3 separate regions of the Homo sapiens genome follow, and regions 1 and 2 are each linked to region 3. A link is a loop called in an ENCODE intact Hi-C map of the cell type or tissue named here. Cell type or tissue: heart left ventricle. All regions are shown on one strand. Region 1 has its middle 16 kb from the start of FAM238B. Region 2 overlaps APBB1IP (amyloid beta precursor protein binding family B member 1 interacting protein). Region 3 has its middle 24 kb from the start of LINC02673.

Evidence for each region. A loop is a pair of places that touch in the nucleus more often than their neighbours do. Peaks named below come from ENCODE experiments on the same cell type or tissue, not always from the same donor. Only the 100,000 strongest peaks of a DNase experiment are listed, where the experiment ranks them.
Region 1: a loop joins it to region 3, with 17 times the contacts of the local background. A loop is called at or near these places in 26 of 110 quality-filtered maps.
Region 2: a loop joins it to region 3, with 31 times the contacts of the local background. A loop is called at or near these places in 13 of 110 quality-filtered maps.

Annotation. Positions count from the first base shown.
Region 1 is chr10:26,623,150-26,631,149 of GRCh38, reverse strand. No RefSeq gene overlaps it. Among named protein-coding and RNA genes, the nearest start is that of FAM238B, 16 kb to the left of the region's middle. In heart left ventricle, no CTCF peak of the experiment used is centred here; no DNase peak of the experiment used is centred here; H3K27me3 peaks cover 1,974 bases.
Region 2 is chr10:26,567,587-26,575,586 of GRCh38, reverse strand. It overlaps APBB1IP (amyloid beta precursor protein binding family B member 1 interacting protein), which reads right to left. Exons shown (of 15, transcript NM_019043.4): 15 at 7,784-8,000. Among named protein-coding and RNA genes, the nearest start is that of LINC03028, 7.7 kb to the left of the region's middle. In heart left ventricle, no CTCF peak of the experiment used is centred here; no DNase peak of the experiment used is centred here; H3K4me3 peaks cover 151 bases; H3K27me3 peaks cover 248 bases.
Region 3 is chr10:27,315,216-27,323,215 of GRCh38, reverse strand. It overlaps the pseudogene ODAD2P1 and the pseudogene RNU6-666P. Among named protein-coding and RNA genes, the nearest start is that of LINC02673, 24 kb to the left of the region's middle. In heart left ventricle, no CTCF peak of the experiment used is centred here; a DNase peak (open chromatin) is centred at 3,215; H3K4me3 peaks cover 709 bases; H3K27ac peaks cover 661 bases; H3K27me3 peaks cover 1,277 bases.

The DNA.
Region 1 (8,000 bases), 690 kb after region 3:
CTCATGAAAGTGAAAACACTATTTCTTTCTGAAATAATAGGCAATAATGGCTCTATTAAACTAAGGAGCTCTCAGTTAGGTCAAATCTGTAATTATATTTGACCAAAAAATGTAGACCAAGACTTTAGTTTAAGATTTAATAGCAGTTTCTTATTTACAGAAATTAGTGTAAGTGTGCTCTTTGTCTGTGATAGTCACATACAGTTAGCTTTTCTCAGCTACATTTTCAGCATTCACCTGGGAGTTAGAAAGAAAAAACAAGTACACTCACGTGTTAAAATCAAGAGAGTCATTGACTAATTCTGTATCTTCTGGATAACACATTCAGCAATCTGATCATACCCAACTGCCAATGTCTGGTTCATAAGATTATGAAGCAGAAATTCCTAGATAGTTATTCTAGGAAGGCACCTGAAAGGACTGGAAATTGTTTTAATTCCTCAAAATGCTTTGTATAATCCTGGATTCTAGTTGAATTTTTTATTTTGTTGGGGGAAATTTTGAGTTGTTTTATTTTGAAATCCTCTCAAGGGTATCTTAAAGGGCTTTATAGAATAATTTTTGTAACAAGCCCTTAGACAAAAGAATTAAGAGCATTGGGATCATGAATGAAATTCAAGGCCAGCAATCAAAGCAAGTTATAGGCCAGGATTGGTGGCTCATGCCTGTAATCCAAGAACTTTGGGAGGCCGAGACAGGCAGATTGCTTGAGCCCAGGATTTCAAGACCACCCTCGCCAAAACGGTGAAACCCCATCTCCATGAAAAAATGCAAAAATTAGCCAGGTGTGATGGTGCATGCCTGTGGTCCCAGCTACTTGGGAGGCTGAGGCAGGAGGATTGCTTGAGCCCGGGGGGCGCAGGCTGCAGTCAGCCGACATTGCCCCACTGCACTACAGTCTGGATGACAGAGTGAGACTCTGTTTCAAAAAGAAAGCAATTTGTAAACTAACATTTTATAAAAAGTGAAAAGCAATAATTGTTGAAATATCTGTACCTTGGTTAAGGCTAAAACCAGAGTCTACCCCACCACCAAAAGAACAACAGAGATCTACCAATGCAAGTCACTAATTCATCAGATGAGCAATGCATGGGGATGCACCTGGTCCCATAAAGTTAGCAATTCTGATAGATCATATCAGAAAGTTCAAACTGAAAATTTTTTACTTATTTTGGTCTCTGGTTCAAATGGATGCTGTGAGTGTTGTGAAGCATTAAAGCAAGGCAATATTAATTTAATTAATACTTATGGAGCACTTGCTACATGTCAGCCTCTAAAAAGACAAAAAGAATTAAGACACAATATATGATCTAAAGGAGTTTACAGCCTAGGGAGAAAGACAAAAATGAACTAATGACTGATGAGATGAGGAAGGGCCATTCCAGGGGAGTTGGGGAGGTCACAGCCAGATATGCCTCAATGTACCAGATGGGGAAGGAAGAAACGCAATGCAGTGAGTGCTGAACATGCTTTCAAGGAGCTTGGCTGTGAGGGGAAAAGAGAGGACCATGCTACAGAGATAAGCAGAGTGGAAAAGGGCTTTTTTAAAATTCTGTTTGCTTTTAAGATTTTAAAGATATTTCTTCACATATCTAGGTTATGGGAAGGCACCGATAGAAGCAGAGGAGACAAGAAGAGGAAGAGAGGGAGAGGGAATGAATATTTGATGGAACATCCTGGGATAGGTGAAAGAGAGCTGAACAACTAGATAAGGTCTTAAATTTATGTCTTCTTTTGGCTTAAGAAATGTCAAAATCGAAATGTTTTACTTTGTGACCACTGTTTTCAAAATGTAATTCCAAAATAAACTCTTAAGAAACCTAAATATTTTGAATAAAATGAAGTTCATGTACCTCTAATTTAAATGCAAAACAATATAATATTACTTGAAGGAGACAAATGACATATGGGATGATAATAAATATGACTCTTTTAGATTTCGTAAAATAATTTAAAAAAAAAAGTGTGTGGCACCTCCCCCGCTTGCTCTCTAGTTCCAGTCTCTCCATATGAGAAGCCTGCTCCCACTTTGCCTTCTGCCATGAATGGAAGCCTCCTGAGACCTCCCCAGAAGCTGAGCAGGTGCCAGCACCATGCTTCCTGTTAAGCCTGCAGACCTGCGAGCCAATTAAACCTTTTTTCTTTATAAATTACCCAGCTTCAGGTATTTCTTTATAGCAACAGAAAAACAACCTAACACAACACGTGTCTGTGCTCCCTGTATTTCTGTAAATATAGAGCTTCAGTCAGATTCAGAATTGATTTATTTGTCAAAACTAATTGAAATACCAAGCAAACATCTGCCTCAGTTAGTGGCCACTATTTCTTCTATAACTACATTTATGTTCTACTTGAATTTCACTTTGTGTTATCCCTTTTCTTTCTTTCTTTTTTTTCTTTTTTTGCAGTTTCATGTTTTTTGACCACTTCCCTCTTTTGATTATTCATTTTTGTAAAATGTCATGTGGGCTTCTCACTAGGAGACAAGGAGGCAAGACAGTGACATGCTTTGCTCTCTTTATAAACTCAGTAACAAATATGCAGCGATTGGCAACCTCATACTTTGAAAGAGATGATGGGTCACTGATCATGATTGCATCTGTTATTTATGTTGTGATTTGTGGACTGAAGAGCTCACACAAAGTTTGTACTTTACAAAATTACTCACAGTTAAAATACCATGGTAACTGAATTTGGAACCATGTTGGGGAACTCACGTTATTTAATTAAATCATGGTTATTGGAACTAGGTGGAGCAGTGATGACCTGCACCTCTTTTTTCCTGATGTTTTCTTTTATATCTGCAATAAACATTTACAATTTTCCTCATATAGACTTTAAAATTGTCCATCAATTCTAAAAATATTTTAGTTCTTGTTGCTCTTCTGAATCACCCTTTATACTACATTTTACAAATGAGCTTCACTGATATATAGTACACAGGACAGTTTTTAGTTTCTCTACTTAATAGCTTTTAATGGATTGCTTGACTTGGTTTTTAAATTTTAAGTAGATACATCATCTGAGAATTTAAAAGTCTGTCTTTTCCATTCAGATATTTGTTTATGTTAGCGGTTTTGCTGTTGTGTGCATTGGCTAGAGACTCCAGGATAATGTTGAATAATATTAATTATAATACTGACTTTAACGGTGTATTAATCATGTCTCTTATTTTCTGAATTTGATGCTTTGACATCTGGGCCTTGTTGACCCTGGAGGGACTGACCCTCTCAGGATAAGCTAATTGCTGGATGTAATAAACAACTTGCCTGCACGTATGCCTTTCCTATATAATCCAACCAACCCAGAGTTTATACCCCCTTCTTTCTCATCTCTTCCTCACTCCTTATTCTTCTTTATCTCTGTTTGTATCTTTTGCAGTCTTTAATCTTGCTCATCACTCTCACATTTCTGGCTACTATTCTGCTTCCCTAATTTCATCAGGGCCAGATAGCAGCCTCTTCTTTCCAGCAGACAATGACATTATTCAAACTAGCCAATGCTAAGCCTGATTGCCCTGACTTGCTTGTTCCTTCACAGAGAACTGCAATAAAGATTCTTTCCCATGTTTTACCCGGTTCCCGCTGCCTCCTGACTGACCTTGATGTTCCCCTATCCTGCCCCTTGTGGTGTGCTGTGCCTACAGCTTCTAGGGAACTGTGAGTAGTAAAATAAACTGCTTCCCTCATGACAGTCATTTCTGTGTTCGTGTGTCTTACCATTACTGATTCAAACAAATCCTGGGTACTCTGAATGCAAATGACACCTCTGTTCATGCTTTATTATTGAATATGTCCTTTGCTGTAGGTTTCAGACACCTTTCATCAGTATAAAAACATCTTCCTCAGATGCTAGCGTCTTATGAAGTTTTAAATTCTGTTAACAAGGAGTGGTGTTGAATTTCATCAAGAGCCTTTTTGACATTTATTGAAATAATTATTTGTTTTTTCTCCTATGAGTTTTTCCAATAAAACTGATACTGATTGAACAATAGGTTAAAATTAAACTTTCATCAAAGACCGCCAGGATATAATAGCTGTGAAAATCCAAATCACCATACGTAGGTTTTCATAGCAAATACTTGAGAACCTGCTCCACAGCTGTTAATTCCCCTCATTTACCTTAACAATATGAAATGATCTAAAGTGGAGAAGACTGCAGGGAGCTGTTGCCTTGCACTCTCCCCACCTTGCCTTTGATAGTCCTACGTATGGAGAGGAAAATAATGCAAATGCTTAACCCTGGGTTTAGAGGGGGACTCTTCAGGAGGCCACCAAGACAACTGACCAAAAAACTCCTGGAACTAATAAGCAGTTACAGCAAGGATGTAGCATACAGGGTTAATATAGAAAAGTCAATTGCAATTGCTCTTTTACACACCAGCGATGAGCAATTGGAAGCTGAAGTTAAAAAGATACCATTTGTGTTCACATCCCTCCCTGCAAATGGAATACTCAAGCATAAATCTAACAAAATATATAAAAGATCTAAAAGGAAACCTACAAAATTTTGATTAAAGAAATCAGAGAAGGACTAAATAAATAGAGAAATATTCCATGTTCACGGATAGGAAGGCCTAGCATTTGCGAAATGTCAGTTCTTCCCAACTTGCTCTGCAGATTCCATGCAATCCCTATCAAAATCTCAACATTTTGTCTTGTGGATATTGACAAATTGAATCCAAAGTTTATATGGAGATGCCAAAAAAAAAAAAAAAGGAAACAAGGATAGCTAACACAATATTAGAAAAGGAGAAATTCAGGGACTAACACTACCCAATTTTAAGATTTACGAGAAATCTACGGCAATCCAGACAGTGTGGTATTGGCAAAGAATAGACAAATAAATCAGTGGAACAGAATAGAAAGCCCCAAAATAGACCTATACAAATATTTGTCAAAGGGGCAAAGGTAATAAAGAAAAGATAGTCTTTTCAACAGATAGTGCTGGCACAAGTGGATATCTACATGGAAAAACGAAAACAAAGAACCTAGACACAGATCTTACATCATTCAAAAAATTTTAACTTAAAATGGATCAGAGACCTAAGTAAACCATAAAACTTCTAGAAGATAACAGAGAAGAAAATCTAGATGACCTTGGGTATGGCAGTGAATTTTTAGATACAACACCACCAAAGGCATCATCTATGAAATAAATAATTGATAAGCTGGACTTCCTTCAAATTAAAACTCTTGTGAAGTACACAATCAAGAGAATGAAAGGACAAGCCACAGATGGGGAAAAACAGTTGCAAAAGACATATCTGATAAAATACTGTTATCCAAAATATACAAACCCTTAAAACCTAACAATAAGAAAATGAACAGTCCAATTAAACAATTGACAAAAGATCTGAATGGACACTTCACCAAAAAAGATACAGGTGGCTAATAAGCATATGAAAAAAATGCCCAACATCATATGTCATTAGGGAATAGCAAATTAAAAATGATACCACTACATACCTATTAGAATGGCTAAAATTCAAAACACTGGCAATACCAAATGCTGACAAGGATGTGGAACAATAAGAACACTCATTTATTGTTGGAGGGAGAGCAAAATGGAGCAGCCACTTAAGAAGGCGGTTTGGCAGTTTCTTGCAAAATTAAACACACTTTAACATATGATCCTGCAATTGCACTCCTGTTTGCCAAAATGAGTTGAAAACTGATATTTACACAAATCTCTGCACACATGTTTCTAGCTGCATTTTCCATAATTGCCAACATTTGGTGGCAACCAAGATGTCCTTCGCTAGGTGAATGAATAAATGAACTGTGGTACATTCAGACAATGGAATATTATTCAGTGATAAGAAGAAATGGGCTGTGTGCAGTGGCTCATGCCTGTAATCCCAGCACTTTGGGAGGCCGGAGCAGGTGGATTGCTTGCGCCTAGGGTTCATGACCAGCCTGGGCAACATGATGAAACCCTATCTCTACTAAAAACACATAAGTTAGGCAGAAATGGTAGGGCACATGTAATCCCAGCTACTGGAGAGGATGAGGCCAGAGAATCGCTTGAACCCAGGAGGTGAAGTTTGTCATGAGGTGAGATTGTGTCACTGTACTCCAGCCTGGACATCAGAAGGAGACACTGTCTCAAAAAAAGAAAAAAAAATGAGCTATCAAACTGTGAAAAGATAAAGATATGGAGTACTATGCTTTGAATATGGATTGGCCCTTCCAAAATTCATGTTTAGTCTTGGTTCCTAATGTGGTAGTGCTGGGAGGTGGTTTAAGAGGTGGTTAGGTCATTAAAATGGATTAATCTCTTTCAGGGTTAGTTCTCATGGGAATGGATTAGTTATCATGAGAGTGGGCTGTCATAATCAAGGTTACCTCTCCTGGTTGGTCGCTTTTTTGCATGCACCCACTTCTCATTCTGCTTATCCCCCATTTTGATTTGGAAACTTGACTGAAAAACACTTCTACAATTCCACTCACAGTTATCTTCTTTTTTTTGCCACTTTCATGGGAAAACAAGTTTTTAGCTATTTTCCCTCACTAAGATTCTATTTGTCTGTTGCTTTCCCCTTCATCCCAATAAGATGAGACCTTTAGAATGTTTTTATGTTTTGCATCTAGTTACGTAGCTGCTAGATTTTGCTAAGATAGTTTAATATTTTGAACTTTAGATTATTAGTTTTTCCCTTGAAGTGTATCTCTTCTGTTTAAAGTGTCTTTGCATTTGACACTCCCCCATCCCCCATTTGGAGACATTTCTCTGCTTACCACCATCCTTTTTTCATGGTTCCATCTTCAAGTCCCTGTCTTGATTACTTTCTTAAGTGTTTTGCCCAAACTGGGTAGATAGGTGATATATTCTCTGAATCTTTGCATAACTGTTAGTAGAGTTTTTATTTTACTCAACAGATGATTGATATTCATTTGCATGTAACACATCACCGTGCCTCTTTATCTTCCGCCTGAGCCATATTTTCCAGGCTAGCTTTTATCAGTAGTAAGCTGACATTCTAATGTCTGTCTATCTACCGTGTGGTTTCCTATTCTGAATTTAGACTGAAGAGAAAAAGGAACATGGCTGCCTTTTTATGCAGCAATAAATAATAAATAGAAAAACTTGCAATGTTTATAATTGCTCAAATTGAAATATCATATGTATGTTTATGAATAAGTGTGAATGATATTCTGAGTACATTAGTATTATATCAAATGTTAAATATTGATTGACCCAACTACTAGACATTGTGCTCCTGGAAGCCAGGGACCACATTTTAATCATTTCTGTGTCTCTAACATATTTGCTAGAAGACAAAATATATTTCTCTTCCTACCCTTCCTCTCCTCCAACTCCTCCAATCTAAAATTGAGCCTGTTTTCAGTACAGCAGTACAACAAGATTCCAGATGGAAGTCAAGGCAGAGTGATTTTATTAACCCCAGTAGCAAAAATACTGTTTCAATACAGATAAAAATTTTACATTCCATCTGTGGTTTTCTTCATTTAATTTAAAAATATATAGGTACTACAGTCACATAGTTCAAAATCAAAGTGATGTAAAATGATATTCATTAAGCCATCTTGCTCCCACCCTTGTCTCCATCAATTTCGTACCTGCTTTTCCCTGCAGAGTTCATTCATTCAACAAATATTTATTGAGTACTTAGGTGCTCAGTGTGTGCCAGACACTGTTCTAAGTGCTAAGGGCACAGCGATGAAAAACAAACAAACAAAAAAACAACAGGAAAAATAATTGTGCCCGCATGATGCTTACTTCTGGTAGGAGAGACAAATTAACAAAACAAATAAGTTATATCGAATATTAGGAGATAAGTGCTATGGAGGAAAAGAAAACAGGTGTGCACCACCGTGCCTGCCTAATTTTTTATTTTTTGTAGAGATGAGGTCTTGCTATGCTGCCCAGCCTGGCCTCAAACTCCTGTGATCCAGCGATCCTCCCCGCTTTGCCTCCAAAGTACTGAGATTACAGGCGTGAGACATGTGCCCAGCCAAGACTTGTTTTTTTTTTTT
Region 2 (8,000 bases), 750 kb after region 3:
TAACTTGGTGCTGTCCCACTGATGGTGAGTGAGTTCTCAGGAGATCTGTTGTTTCAAAGTGTGTGGCACCTCCCTAGCTTGCTCTCTAGTCCCAGTCTCTCCATGTGAGAAGCCTGCTTCCACTTTGCCTTCTGCCATGAATGGAAACCTCCAGAGGCCTCCCCAAAAGGTGAGCAGATGCCAGCACCATGCTTCCTGTAAAGCCTGCAGACCTGTGAGCCAATTAAACCTTTTTTCTTTATAAATGACCCAGCCTCAGGTATTTCTTTATAGCAACAGAAAAACAACCTAACACAGCATGTGTCTGTGCCCCCTGTATTTCTGTAAATATAGAGCTTCAGTCAGATTCAGAATTGATTTATTTGTCAAAAATAATTGAAATACCGAGCAAACATCTGCCTCAGTGAATGGCCACTATTTCTTCTATAACTACATTTATGTTCCATTTGAATTTCACTTTGTGTTATCCCTTTTTTCTTTTTTTTTTTTTTTTGTTTGCAGTTTCATGTTTGTTGACCACTTCCCTCTTTTGATTGTTCATTTTTGTAAAATGTCACGTGAGCGTCTCACTGGGAGACAAAGAGGCAAGACAACGACATACTTTGTTCTCTTTATAAACTCAGTAACAAATATGCAGTGATTGGCAACCTCATAATTTGAAAGAGATGATGGGTCACTGATCATGATTGCATCTGTTATTTATGTTGTGATTTGTGGACTGAAGAGCTCACACAAAGTTTGTACTTTACGTAATTACTCACAGTTAAAATACCATGGCAACTGAATTTGGAACCATGTTGGGGAACTCACGTTATTTAATTAAATCGTAGTTATTGGAACTAGGTGGAGCAGTGATGACCTGCACCTCTTTTTTCCTGATGTTTTCTTTTATATCTGCAATAAACATTTACAGTTTTCCTTATAGACTTTGAAATTGTCTATCAATTCTAAAAATATTTTAGTTCTTGTTGCTCTTCTGAATCACCCTTTATACTACATTTTACAAATGAGCTTCACTGATATATAGTACACAGGACAGTTTTTAGTTTCTCTACTTAATAGCTTTTAATGGATTGCTTGACTTGGTTTTTAAATTTTAAGTAGATACATCATCTGAGAATTTAAAAGTCTGTCTTTTCCATTCAGATATTTGTTACCTTGTTGGTTTTGCTGTTGTGTGCATTGGCTAGAGACTCCAGGATAATGTTGAATAATATTAATTATAATACTGACTTTAATGGTGTATTAGTCTTGTCTCTTATTTTCTGAATTTGATGCTTTGAAATCTGGGCCTTGTTGACCCTGGAGGGACTGCCCCTCTGAGGATAGGCTAATTGCTGGATGTAATAAACAACTTGCCTGCATGCATGACTTTCCTATATAATCCAACCAACCCAGAGTTTATACCCCCTTCTTTCTCATCTCTTCCTCACTCTTTATTCTTCTTTATCTCTGTTTATCTCTTTTGCAGTCTTTATTCTTCCTTATCACTCTGACATTTCTGGCCACTGTTCTGCCTCTCTAATTTCCTCAGGGCCAGATAGCAGCCTCTTCTTTCCAGAAGACAATGAAATATTTAAACTAGCCAATGCTAAGCCTGATTGCCCTGACTTGCTTGTTCCCTCCCATGGAACTGCAATAAAGATTCTTTCCCATGTTTTCCCCCATTCACGTTGCCTCCTGACTGACCTTGATGTTTCCCTGTCCTCCCCCTTGTGGTGTGCTGTGCCCACAGCTTCTAAGGAACTGTGAGTAGTAAAATAAACTACTTCCCTCATGACAGTCATTTCTGTGTTTGTGTGTCTTACCGTTACTGATTAAAACAAATTCTGGGTAGTATGAATGTAAGTGACATTTCTGTTTGTGCTTTATTATTAAATATGTCCTTTGCTGTAGGTTTCAGACACCTTTCATCAGTATAAAAACATCTTCCTCAGATGCTAGCTTCTTATGAAGTTTTAAATTTTGTTAACAAGCAGTGGTGTTGAATTTCATCAAAAGCCTTTTTGATATTTATTGAAATAATTATTTGATTTTTCTCCTATGAGTTTTTCCAATAAAAAATGATACTGATTGAACAATAGGTTAAAATTAAAGTTTCATCAAAGACCGCCAGAATATAATAGCTCTGAAAGTCCAAATCACCATACGTAGGTTTTCATAGCAAATATCCGAGAACCTGCTCCACAACTGTTAATTTCCCCTATTTACTTTAACAATATGAAAGGATGTAGAGTGGAGAAGACTGCAGGGAACTCTTGCCTTGCACTCTCCCCTATCTTGCCTTTGATAGTCATATGTATGGAGAGGAAAATAATGCAAAGTCTCAACCCTGGGTTTAGAGGAGGAATCCTTAGGGGGCCGCCAGGACAACTGACCAAAAAACTCTGGGAACTAACAAGCAGTTATAGCAAGGATGCAGCATACAGGGTTAATGTAGAAAAGTCAATTGCAATTGCTCTTTTAACACCAGCGATGAGCAATTGGAAGTTGAGTTAAAAATATACCATTATGTTCACATTCCTCCCTGCAAATGGAATACTTAGGTATAAATCTAACAAAATATATAAAAGATCTAGTAGGAAACCTACAAAATTTTGATTTAAGAAATCTAAGAAGAACTAAATAAATAGAGAGATAGTCCACGTTTGTAGATATGAAGGCCTAGGATTTGTGAAATGTCAGTTCTCCCCAACTCGCTCTATAGATTCCATGCAATCCCCATTGAAATCTCAACAATTTATCTTGTGGATATTGACAAATTGAACCCAAGGTTTATATGGAGAGGCAAAAAAAAAAAAAAAAAAAAAGGAAACAAGAATAGCCAACACAATATTAGAAAAGAAGAAAATCAGGGGACTAACACCACCCAATTTCAAGATTTACAGGAAATCTACAGCAATCAAGACAGTGTGGTATTGGCAAAGAATAGACAAATAAATCAGTGGAACAGAACAGAAAGCCCCAAAATGGGCTTATACAAACATTTAACAAAAGGGCATAGGTAATAATGAAAAGATAGTCGTTTCAACAGATAGTGCTGGCACAAGTGGATATCCATATGGAAAAACAAAAACAAAGAACCTAGACACAGATCTTGCATCATTCAAAAAATTTAACTTAAAATGGATCAGAGAACTAAGTAAACTATAAAACTTCTAGTAGATAATATAGAAGAAAATCTAGATGACCTTGGGTATGGCAGTGACTTTTTAGATACAACACCACCAATGACATCATCCATGAAATAAATAATTGATAAGCTAGACTTCATTCAAATTAAAAATCCTTGTGAAGTGCAAAATCAAGAGAATGAACAGACAAGCCACAGATGGGGAAAAACATTTGCAAAAGACATATCTGATAAAATACTGTTATCCAAAATACACAAACCATTAAAACTCAACAGTAAGAAAATGAACAGTCCAGTTAACAAAGTGACAAAAGGTCTGAATGACACCTCACCAAAAAAGATACTACATACTGTATGATTCCAACTATATGATATTTTGCAAAAGGTATAATTATGGAGACAATGAAAAAGATCAGTGGTTGCCAGGGTTTAAAGGGGAGGGAGAGATTAACAGACAGAACACAGGATTTTTAGGACAGTGAAACTAGTCTACATGATTCTATAATGGTGGATACATGTCATTGTACATTTCTGAAAACCCACAGATTGTGCAACCTCAAGAGTAAACCCTAAGTAAACTATGGACTTTGGATGCTAATGATGTGTCAGTGTAGGTTCATCAATTGTTACAGTGCTATTTTTGTAGAATTGTGGTAGTGGAGGAGACTGTGCACGTATGAGGCAAGTGGCAAATGAGAACTCCCTGTACATTTTGCTCAGCTTTGCTGTGAATCTAATACTGGTCTAAAAAATAAAGTCTATTTCAAAAAACAAAAACCAAAAATGGATGACTTTAACATAGATTAGATTATGCTGAAGAAAGAATTGGTGAATGGGAATTAAGATCTGATGAATATATCCAGAATAGATAAAGAAATAGAAAATACACACAATTTAGAGATAAAGAAGCTAGTGTTAGACGATTTAACACATTTCATTAGAGTTTCAGAAGAAGCAAAAAAGGAGAAGCAATGTTTGAAAACAAAATAAATTACAATTTTCTGGAATAGTGAAAGGCAGATATTTGTAAATTCAGAAACCTCAATGAATTATCAGACAACTTAATAAAATAAATTCAGAGTTAGACCCACTCTATGCACCAAAGACAAAGAAAGGGTCTTAAAATCATGCAGAGGGGAAACAAAGAGATGACCTAATGGAAATAATAATTTCACAGGTAACTTCTCAACAGCAACAGTGAAAGGGAGAAGACAGTGGGGACAATCCCCTCAAAAAACGAAGAGTTTTTACCATCAATTGAAATTTTACATCCACTGAAACCATCTTTGAAGAATGAGGGTGAAATAAAGATATTCTAGGAAAAAAATACTCAGCTGTACCTCAAATACTAGAAAATATGTGTGTGTGTCTCTGTGTGTGTTTGTGTGTGTGTGTGCGAAATCAAAGTGGTCCAAAGTCCATGTATTTTCTAGTTTAAAGTTGTTTAACTTGAGACTTTGAGTATGGATATTATCATTATAGGTAGCTATTAAAAGAATACATACAGTATATAAGTTTTCAACAAGAAGCCTCAAAAAGAGGATAAGAGGAAAATCCTAATCACATGAAGTAGACAAGAAAGGAAGCAAAAATCCCAGAAGAATCCAGGGTAATAGTAAGTACAAAATAAGATGTTAAAAACAAACTATGTAATCACATTCAGAGTAAAAATAATAGGCTGGGCGTTTTGGCTCATGTCTGTAATTCCAGCGCTTTGGGAGGTTAAGACAAAAGAATTGCTTGAGGCCAGGAGTTAGAGAACAGCCTAGGCAACATAGTGAGACCCCCATATCTACTAAAAAAAAAAAAAAATTAGCTGGGCATGGTGGTATGAGCCTGTAGTCCTAGCTACTTGGAAGGCTGAGGCAAGAGGGTGGCTTGAGTCCAGAAGGTTGAGGCTGCAGTGAGCCATGATTGCACCACTGCCCTCCAGCCTGGGTGACAGAATGAGACCCTGTCTCTAAAAATAAAAAAAAAAAAAGAAAATTAAAAAATTTAAAAAGAATAAACTTGCAGTTAAAAGATAATAATTACTAACTAGATATAAACACAACAAAATCTGCTTATATGTCATTTACAAGTGGCAAATGTAGAACATAAAGGCATGACGAGTTTGAAAGTGCATGAATAGATTTGTCAGGCAAATACCTGAAAAAAGACAGTACAGCTGCATGAGTACAAGACAAAAAGCAGAAAACATTGCATGGTGATGGACGGTTCAATTCACCAGGAAGTCACATACGTAATTTTTGTTTACACTTAATAATAAACAGTGTCGGAATATATAAAGCACAATTTGCCAGAACAATGAAAAGATACTGACAAATTTGCCCTCAGAAGATTTTAAAACATTCTTCTTAGTAATTGATGGATGCGACAGACCAGATAACAGGCTGCAGGCAGAAGATTTGTGCAACATGCTTCACAAGCTTGTTCTAAAGAACATGTATATTGTACCCAAGTACACATAAACCGTCGGTAAAAATGGATCACACATCAAGCCATAAGTCTTAAACACACTTCGAAGCCTCAATTATCATGGAATTGGGTCATTTCAGTATCATACCAGCCAAGATTCCCATGATCAAACAAAATACGAGGCTTAAATGTTCATTCTCCTCCTTGAGGACCTACTGTAAAATCTTAGTTCACATTCTATCATGAACTAAAGTTAAATCATGTTTTCTGTAAACTCTGCCAAATGCTGCGGTTTGTATTGCAGTTGGCCTATTGCAATGCCCCATTAGAAGCATTATACAAGAAATTACTGAGTTTTTATAAGCTGTGATACAGGATTACTGTCCTATATTATTGCTTATATATTATTATTCATAACATATATTATTATCCACGTACTCCTTCTCTAGTTCCCAATTTCACTCCAGTTTTTCCACCCCCTGCACCACATACAAATATCTCACTAAACTTTTCATAAAGAAACAAATTTTGCTGCATTTTCAGGATCTAAATAATCCTACTCAGGTATACGTAATACTTGTACAGACCTTTCAGCCAGACACCAAAGATTGCATTACACTTGAGTGAAAATCACAGAATATTATCCTCATGAAAACTCTCGTTTCATGGACTTGGCTGGCTCTATTTGTCAGCATTTTCTTAACGTAAGTGACTCCATTTTGATTCTGACAATTTTCACACTTCTCTTTGCTGACATCTTTCCTGTATTGTCCCAGAGATCTGCATAATGACCATGATTTAGTTGGGTATCAGAAAAGCAGCGTTTTTACCGCATCTAATGTCAAAGGAACATAATAAAATGAGAACTGGGGAGAGTTACTGTTCATGGGATTAAATTGAATGTAAAGCAAATTTACCTTCTATCCTATTTCAAGCATATGCTCCAGAAAAAATTAAGAGCACCCTGCCAGTTTTAATTACTAAATATTTTGGTTTTAAAACTATTCTTTTTTTTTTTTCATTTTAAAGGTTCATTTAAACTGCAGGGGTGTCCAATCTTGTGGCTTCCCTGGGCCACACTGGAAGAATTGTCTTGGGCTACATATAAAATGCACTTACATTAGCGATGATAGGTGATGAACAACAACACAAAAAGTTGAGAAAAATCTCATAATGTTTTTGAGACAGTGTCTCGCTCCATCTCCCAGGACAGAGTGCAGTAGCATGATCTCAGCTCACTGCAGTGTCTGCCTCCTGGATTCAAGGGACTCTCCCATCTCAGCCTCTGGAGTTGCTGGGATTACATGCATGCGCCACCACACCTGGCTAATTTTTGTATTTTTAGTACAGACAAGGTTTTGCCATGTTGGCCAAGCTGACCTCAAACTCCTGACTTCAAGTCATCCATCTGAGTCCACCTCCCAAAAATGCTAGGATTATAGGTGTGAGCCACCACACCCTGCCAAGAGCTATAATATTTTAATTTGTATTGGGCAGCATTCAAAGGGGTCCTGGGCCACCTGCAGCCCATGAGTTGACACAGCATGATTTAGAGCTTACTTTTCTCCAAATATTAAAACATAGCATTAATTAGCTTCCTTTATTTAAAAAAATGCATTATGATTTTCCACTCATTTTAAGAAGATTTTGAGTTTTACAGTTTAAAAAAAAAAACCCCACAAAAATACAAAAACAAAAACAGAGCGATGTAAATAAAACTAAGAAAATGTAAAAGGCCTATCAGAAGCCAATTTGAAAGAGAAGAGATATAGGTACCAAGAACCTAGGATAAATTGGGCATTAAACTTATCTCTGAGGGAAAACATTTCAGGTTGAAGAATATATATATGATTGCCTTTTCCTGCCCCTACATTTTTATTTACAGGATACTAACAGCATTGTAATAACAGAGAATTCAAAAACTATCTAAATAACTATTTTTTTCAATTACTGTTATTCAAGCATTATAAAAGCAAAACCAAAACAGCCAGTGTCCAGGACTCCAATCAATCAAGCCACGGAATCTCAGAGAAAGGAAACAGGCTCTGCTTGTCATGTTTTCTCGTTTTCCTCTCTCGATTTTCCTGCAAATTCTAAAGGTTATAGAGATAGACATGAAAGTCTATCTGAGGTCACCAAGACTTAAGAAGGCATGGGATGTTGAAAGCTATTTTTAATTATAGTGTTGATCTCAAGATAGATTGACCCAATAATCTTTCTAGAAATACCGTCTTCCGGAAAAACGTTTAACTTTTATTTGATGCTTCTGAACATAATAAAATAAATGAACCTAAAACAGCGCTTTAGGCAGCTTGGAAGGGAAGATACATTCCATTTAGGTTAAAATACATGGGAACGATATGTACATTTGGGCAGATATTCTGAACTCTACTGGGTTAATGGTTATGCCTGTACTTGAGCACATCAGTGAGAAGTTTCCCATCACATT
Region 3 (8,000 bases):
CAAAGATCAATGGAGCTCAATAAAAAGCACAGAAACAACCCGAAGCTATAAAGAATTTCCTATATAGTGAAAATGACATTTCAAATCAGTGGAGAAAGGTAGCATTATGACAATTTGCTCCACTGTCTGGAGTAACGCCAATTTATTCCATCCAGGCTTAAGTGAACTAAATATCAGTTACAACAGCAATTTTCTATCTTCCTCAAATGAGTAATAAAAACAGGCTAATATGGGCCATATGGCCACATTTAGCCCTTTATATGTTCCCTTAAGACCATGATGTATTATAAGGTAGCATCCTGGGGGAATAAATGTGTACTCAATCAAAAAATGGCAGATTTTAACATTCATACCAGAAAACCAGACAATATGATTATAAGTGGAAGATCAACAGTATGTTTTCTTCTTTTGTAGGAGAGCCTCTGTGTGGAATTAACTAGATTATATAATTAACGCAATATCCTTTATAATGTTCTAACATTGGTATGGCAGGGGCAGCATATCACGTTCCATTAGTGGTTATCATTTTGTACCACTTGATGCATATTCTGGCAAGATAGCTGCTTGGGCAATACGTGTGTTCACCAGCCATGGAACAAAAAAGGCTATTTCAGGCATATTCAACCCTCACCTATGTGATGCTTTAACAAGCTAAGAAGTCATTGACTAAAAACCCCAGAGAAATCTCAGGAAGATCAGTACTGGCAACATTAAATTCTTTAGAATTCAGTTTTGCATAAGACTATGAAATCCACAAAAACTTCTAACCTTTCACTGCAAATGTTTGAACCTATTCTCTCAATAAATGTTCTTACCAGAGTAAGATAATTCGGATAATTTATTGATCATTTATCTAGTAACGTCAGGATGAGACGTTTTACACAGTACTGTGAACCAAGACGCAGTAATGCATAGGATTATTTATTTATTTATTTGGAGACAGACAGTGCCTCACTCTTTCATCCAGGCTGGACTGCAGTGGCACGATCACAACTCACTGCAGCCTCGAACTCTCGAACTTCTGGGCTCAAGCAACCTTCCCCGCCTCAGCCTCCTGAGTAGCTAGGGCTACAGGTACACACCACCACACCTGGCTAATTTTATTTTGTAGAGACAGGGTCTTGCTTATGTTGCCTAGGCTGGTCTCGACATCCTGGCCTCAAGCGATCCTCCCACCTCGGTCTCCCAAGGTTCTTGGATTACAGGTATGACCCACTGTGCCTGGCCTGGTATTATATTTACAATTTCTTTGGCTATAAAACCTGGTACTATTGTAGATATTATGTTTTAAATACTACCATCAATACGGCAAGAAAATGTCTTCGAGGGTAGCTAACACTCCAACATCAAAACGACAACCTTGATCACTTTCAGTTACACATAGGCCATTTTTATACATCTGTACTGGCTCTTTTCATTTGTCTAAGGGCAGCAAAATAGACTAAAGTTGTTTTCAGACTGCATAAGAGAAGTCTGTTCTTTAGCAGTTACCTGCACAATTCACATAATGTTTTTAACTTCCTCAACTCATGCTTGGCCTAGTTGTGTCAAAAGAACTACTTGTGAATTCCATATGTCCAATTGGTAGGTTACTGTTTTTTCTCAAGAGTTTAGCTATACAGTAATGTTGAAAGTCTTGAGGAACTTCATCTGCTGACCCTACTTAGCCTTGCAATACTACAGCACCTTTTTATTTATTTATTTATTAAAGACAGAATCTCGTTTTGTCACCTAGACTAGAGTGCAGTGGCGCAATCTCGGCTCACTGCAACCTCTGCCTCCTGGGTTCAAGCAATTCTCTTGCTTCAGCTTCCCAAATAGCTGGGAATACAGACATGCACCACCATGCCCAGCTAATTTTTGTATTTTTGGTAGAGGTTTAGTAGAGGTTTCACCATGTTGGCCAGGCTTGTCTGGAACTCCTGACCTAAAGTGATCCACCCCTCTCGGCCTCCCAAAGTGCTGGGATAACAGGCGTGAGCCACCCCACCTGGCCTACAGCATCATTTTAAAAGCAACATTTTCTGTTTTAATGTGGCCAAGCAATCTCTATATGAAAATGGCCTGACAAAATTGTGTAGTGCCATACTTGCCAACTGTGTGAGCTTGAGTGTGATACTTATTTGACAATATGGTATTTCCTCTATGTGTTTCCTTATCTTTAAAAAATAAAAAAAGGACAAATGATAATGTCTTAGTCATAGGATTGTCAAGTACAATCTGAGTGCTTATTGCTACACTCTACTTGGCAAATTATACCTGTTGGATGTTTCTTAACATATAAACCTAATCTAAACCAGGTAAGCTACAGGTACTTATTAACAATCTTTGCTTGTAAAGCACTTTGCATATTTTTACATACTATTCTTCAAGATGCAAAAAACACCATCAAACTGGCTTATTTTCTCAGATGTCTTTACATGGTCTATGATGTCTTCATTCCATAAAAAAACCCACACGATTAAATATGAAATTAATGTACCCAGCTATGAGGCTATCGCATTCTTTAATGCAAGAAGAATAAGAAAATACATGAATCAGAGAACTGCAGTTACGTACTTGCTGGTCTGTTTCCTCATTAGAGTGAATTTTTTGAGGACTAAATTGCATTTCTGTATCTCTAATGCTTACCCATTATCTCACTGGCTCTGTGTGTTTGAGTGCATGCGCTGAGTCCTTAATTATATCACTTATTTTCTGTTAGAAACACGCTGTCTCTCAGCACCGGAACAGCACCCGTAGATCTGGCCTTGGAGCTAAGGAAAGAAGGTCTCTCTAACCCATAAGGGGTACCAATCCTGTACAGACCCCGATATCTCCCGGGCTGGGTACACGCAGGTTCACACCCAGGTGTGAGCGAGATTGCCAAACTATACCTATAAGGCATTCAGAGGAGAGAGTCCAAAAGTCGAGAGAACGGACTAATTTAGCTAATTTCACAATAGCCCTGATCGTGGTCGGACTTGTTCCTAGGAAGATGCGAGAGGCTGGCCCTTCCTTCAAGAGCAGATTGCAAAAGGCAGCAGACCAAGTCAAGGCAGGTCACTGCCAAGAGAAGCAGAAGCGGAAACCATCGCCTCTGGCTTAGGCTGCAGAGCGGGAACCCGATTCTCTGAGTCATGTTTCTACCTAAACACGGAGAACAAAAGAGTTAGTGACTGTAAGGGTGGCGCGCCGTGCTATTTCTTGCTACTGAATGGTCCCCACTGGGACATTTTTGCTATGATTGCAGGCGTGGCCAGTGCCCCTGCACGGATTCCGGGAAGGGGTGGGGATAGGAGGTTCGCCCCGGGGAAGGTCACGCTCGGCGGACCCCGGGCTGGGCCTCCCCTCGCCCCTGCCCCGCCGCCTCCCCAGAGCGGCCGCTGTCCCCGCTGGCTGCGGACGGGCGGGCGCCAGAGGTCCCCAGTGCTGGCAGCCTGGTCGCACGCGGGGAAGAGCGAACCGCGGCCCTGGGCGCGGCCGAAGCGCCACTACTGTCTCCTCAAACTATATCTTTTCTTCAAATAAGGAGGAAATTCTTTCGCAAGACAAATAATGAGAAAAACACACTCAAAAATCACATTGAATCAGTGTTTGAAAGGAAGACAGAAAATACTCAGTTTGACTAAACTGTGTATAAAATACCACCTTGTTTAGTTATTTTAGGCAATACCAAACCTTTGTTTTAACCAATTAAAAAAAATCTTGGCCCAGTATGGTGGCTCTCGCCTGTAATCCCAGCACTTTGGGAGGCCAAGGTGGCTGGATCTCTTGAGCCCAGGAGTTTGAGACCAGCCTGGGTAATGTGGCAAAACCCTGTTTCTACAAAACAAAATTCAAAACTAAGCCAAGTGTGGTGACATGCACCAGTAGTCCTAGCTACTCAGGAGGCTGAAGTGGGAGGATCCCTTGAGCCTAGGAGGCGGAGGTTGCAGTGAGCCGCTGGACTCCAGCCTGGGCGACAGAGCCAGACCTTGTCTCAAAAGAAAAAATATATATATTGGCTGGGCACATGGTTCATGCCTGTAATCTCAGTACTTTGGGAGGCAAAGAGGGGAGGATCGCTGGATCCCAGGAGTTTGAGACCAGGCTGGGCAGCGTAGCAGGACCTCATCTCTAAAAAAACAATAATAATAAAATAGCCAGGCACGGTGGTGCACACCTGTTTTCTTTTCCTTTGCAGCACTTATCTCCTAATATTCGATATAACTTATTTGTTTTGTTAATTTGTCTCTCCTACTAGACGTAAGCATCTTGCGGCCACAATTATTTTTCCTGGTTTTTTTTTGTTGTTGTTGTTGTTTCCATTGCTGTGCCCTTAGCACTTAGAACAGTGTCTGGCACACAATGAGCACCTAAGTACTCAATAAATATTTAATAAATATTTGTTGAATGCATGAACTCTGCAGGGAAAAACAGGTACAAACCTGATAGAGACAAGGGTGGGAGCAAGATGGCTTAATGAATATCATTTTATATCACTTTGATTTTGAACTATATAACTGTATTACCAATATATTTTTAAATTAAGGAAACCATAGATGGAATGTAAAATTTTTATCTTTATTGAAACAATATTTTTGCTACCGGGGTTAATAAAATCACTATATACCTTGACTTCCATCTGGAATCTTGTTGTACTGAAAACAGGGTCAATTTTAGATTGGAGGAGTTGGGGGAGAGGAAGGGTAGGAAGAGAAATATATTTTGTCTTCCAGCAAATACATTAGAGACACAGAAATGTTTAAAATGTTGTCCCTGGCTTCCAGGAGCTCAATGACTAGTAGTTGGATCAATCAGTATTTAACGTTCAATATAATACTAATGTACTCAGAATATTATTCTTGCTTATTCATATATATACATATGATATTTCAATTTAAGCAATTATAAACATTGCAAATTTTTCTATTTATTCTTTATTGCTGCATTAAAAAAAAAGCAACCATGTTCCTTTTTCTCTTCAGTCGAAATTCAGAATAAGAGACCACGCAGTAGATAGACAGAGATTAAAATATCAGCTTACTACGGATAAAAGCTAGCCTGGAGAATATGGCTCAGGCGGTAGATAAAGAGGCATGATGATATGTTACATGCAAATGAATATCAATCAACTGTTGGAGCAAAATAAAAACTGTACTAACAGTTATGCAAAGATTCAGAGAATATATCACCTATCCATCCTGTTTGGGCAAAACACTTAAGAAAATAATCAAGACAGGGACTTGAAGATGGAACCATGAAAAAAGGGTGGTGGTGAGCAGAGAAATGGGGGAGTGTCAAAGGCAAAGACACTTTAAACAGAACAGATACACTTCAAGGGAAAAACTAATAATCTGAAGTTCAAAATATTAAACTATCTCAGCAAAATCTAGCAGCTACGTAACTAGATGCAAAACATAAAAACATTCTAAAGGTCTCATCTATTGGGATGAAGGGGAAAGCAATGGACAAATAGAATCTTAGTGAGGAAAAAATCGAAAAACTTGTTTTCCCATGAAAGTGGCAAATAAAGAAGATAACTATGAATGGAATTGTAGAATTGTTTTTCAGTCAAGTTTCCAAATCAACAGCAGTGTGGGGTATCGGGGAAAAGAGTGGATTTCAAATCAGAAAAAGATAAGAAAGTCTAGGGGAGGCCAACAGTAAAATAAAGATGAAGCACAATGTAAGACAGAAGGAATAAATCACATATATCAATTGTTATAATAAATGTGATCAGTCTGCGTACTTCTATTAGGACGGAAACTATCACATTAATCAGAATATGTTTATACCATGTTTGTTTTTATAAGAAGAACACTTTAAAACAAATAAAGATAGGTAGATAAAGGTAAAAAAAAGGTGAGAACAAAGCAAACTCAACAAAAAGAAAGCACGAATGGCAATATTAATGTCAGGTGAATTGAAATCAATAGTTATAAGTATAAATCAGAATAAATAGAATCATTGTTAAGATAAAAGCTATTTTTTGAAGAAAATATAAGTAAAAAATCTGTATGTACAATAATACACAGTAAAATGTGTACATTTTAAACAATTAAAAAAAAAACTTGGATAAAAATATAATTAAAGTAGGAGCTTTTAATACACATCTCTTAAGAACCTAACTTATCTCTGTAATCCCAGCATTTTGGGAGGCCAAGGCAGGCAGATCACCTGAGGTCAGGGGTTTGAGACCAGCCTGGCCCACATGGTGAAACCCCGTCTTACCAAAAGTACAAAAAAATTAGCTGGGCATGGTGGCAGGTGCCTGTAATCCCAGCTACTCGGGAGGCTGAGGCAGGAGAATAGCTTGAACCTGGGAGGCGGAGACTGCAGTGAGTAGAGATTGCACCACTGCACTCCAGGCTGGGTGACAGAGCGAGACTCCGTCTCAAAAAAAAAAAAAAAAAAAAAAAATTGTTTTACTTATTTATACAAAAGTATTATATAAAATTTTAGGGACCATAATTAAAAACATATTTTTTCAGATAATATTTTCTGAGATTATAAACTACCTATAACTAATTCTGAATTATAAACTAAAAAATTGAATCAAAGCTATATATATATATGTACACACACACATATGTATATATGTAAACACATCCTATTTCCACATTGCTTTTTTAATTGCTATTGTATGATCAACATTTCCATAACCTTATGGTAGCACCACCAAGAGTAGTTTACTATCAGAAGTCTTACCTGGATTGCTATTTTGAGGATTTTTAGATATCTTTTGTTTATATTCCAAAAGACATTGATGAATGCTATGTATAAAAATGTAATAAATAAAATTACTATTTTAACATTTACCAAATTTTCCAAATTTATTAAGTTCTTAGACTATTTCAGACAATATCAGAGCTAACAGCAGAACATTACTTATTCCAGAGACTTTAAGTTTGTAAGCTCTAGGAACTTATTAAGCTGCTAATAAAAGAAGAAAGAAAGTAAGATGAAATACTCATGAATTGAGGTCAGCATAATTCCGTAAATTAACTAGAGTTAGCTTGGCATAATGGAAAATGTCCTTAATTCAGAATAAGTCCTAGTGTGGTAACCAACAGGTATTTTTTCTTGAACAAGTTGCTTGTTAGGCTCAACGTCTTCTAAAAATGAGAATTTTAGAGCCTGATTTCACTAGCTTATTATAAAGATTCAACATGATAATGTTTTTAAAATGCTCGAATAAATAGTGAAGCAATGAAATACCTTGTTGTTCAACCTTATTGCTGAAACTATTTTAAAATTCCCAATAAAATCCAATGTTTTGGCCTGGTGCAGTGGCTCATGCCTGTGATGCAAGCACTTTAGGATGCTGAGACAGGATGACAACTTGAGCCCAGAAATTCAAGACCAGCCTGGGCAACATAGGGATACCCTGTCTCTACAAAACATAAATAAATTTCAAAAAAAAGTTTCTTCGTAGGTTATAATGTTCAAAAGTTGCACTTTTCTGTTATTAACTCCTACTTTTGGTTATTAGATGTTCTATTCTTTGTGGCTTGTAATTCAAGGCATCTAAGCTATTTTATAATTTGTAATGAAATTTATTTATAAATATATGAATTCATTAAATTGGATAACCTGATTAGCCTCTATTACTGAGCTCATCAATCACACCAAGGGCAGAAAACTAATAGATGTCAGCATCTGGCTTGGACTATTACTACTCTTTATCTACCTCCTGAAACTCTGAATCAACAAATCTTTGTTAGAATGATGCTTAGTCACTATGCTCATTTCCAGCTGCTGTGGAAGAAAAAACGCTACCTTTATTTTTTGTAAGTTCCACAAGGAAGATGCAAGTTGGTATTTCCTCATTTCTGAGATGCACTAACAGCATATTGCACACAAGATCCTATGTGTTACCACATCTCATTTCATATATCACCTTGCATCAATATTTCTTGTATGAAAATCACAACTGCAATACTGGGTGACAACCATTTTGCTTTGACTCACACCATTTCCTTGGAGCTAGTTAGAAAGTAGTCACATGCCCTTTTGGAAACTGCAAGAAATATACA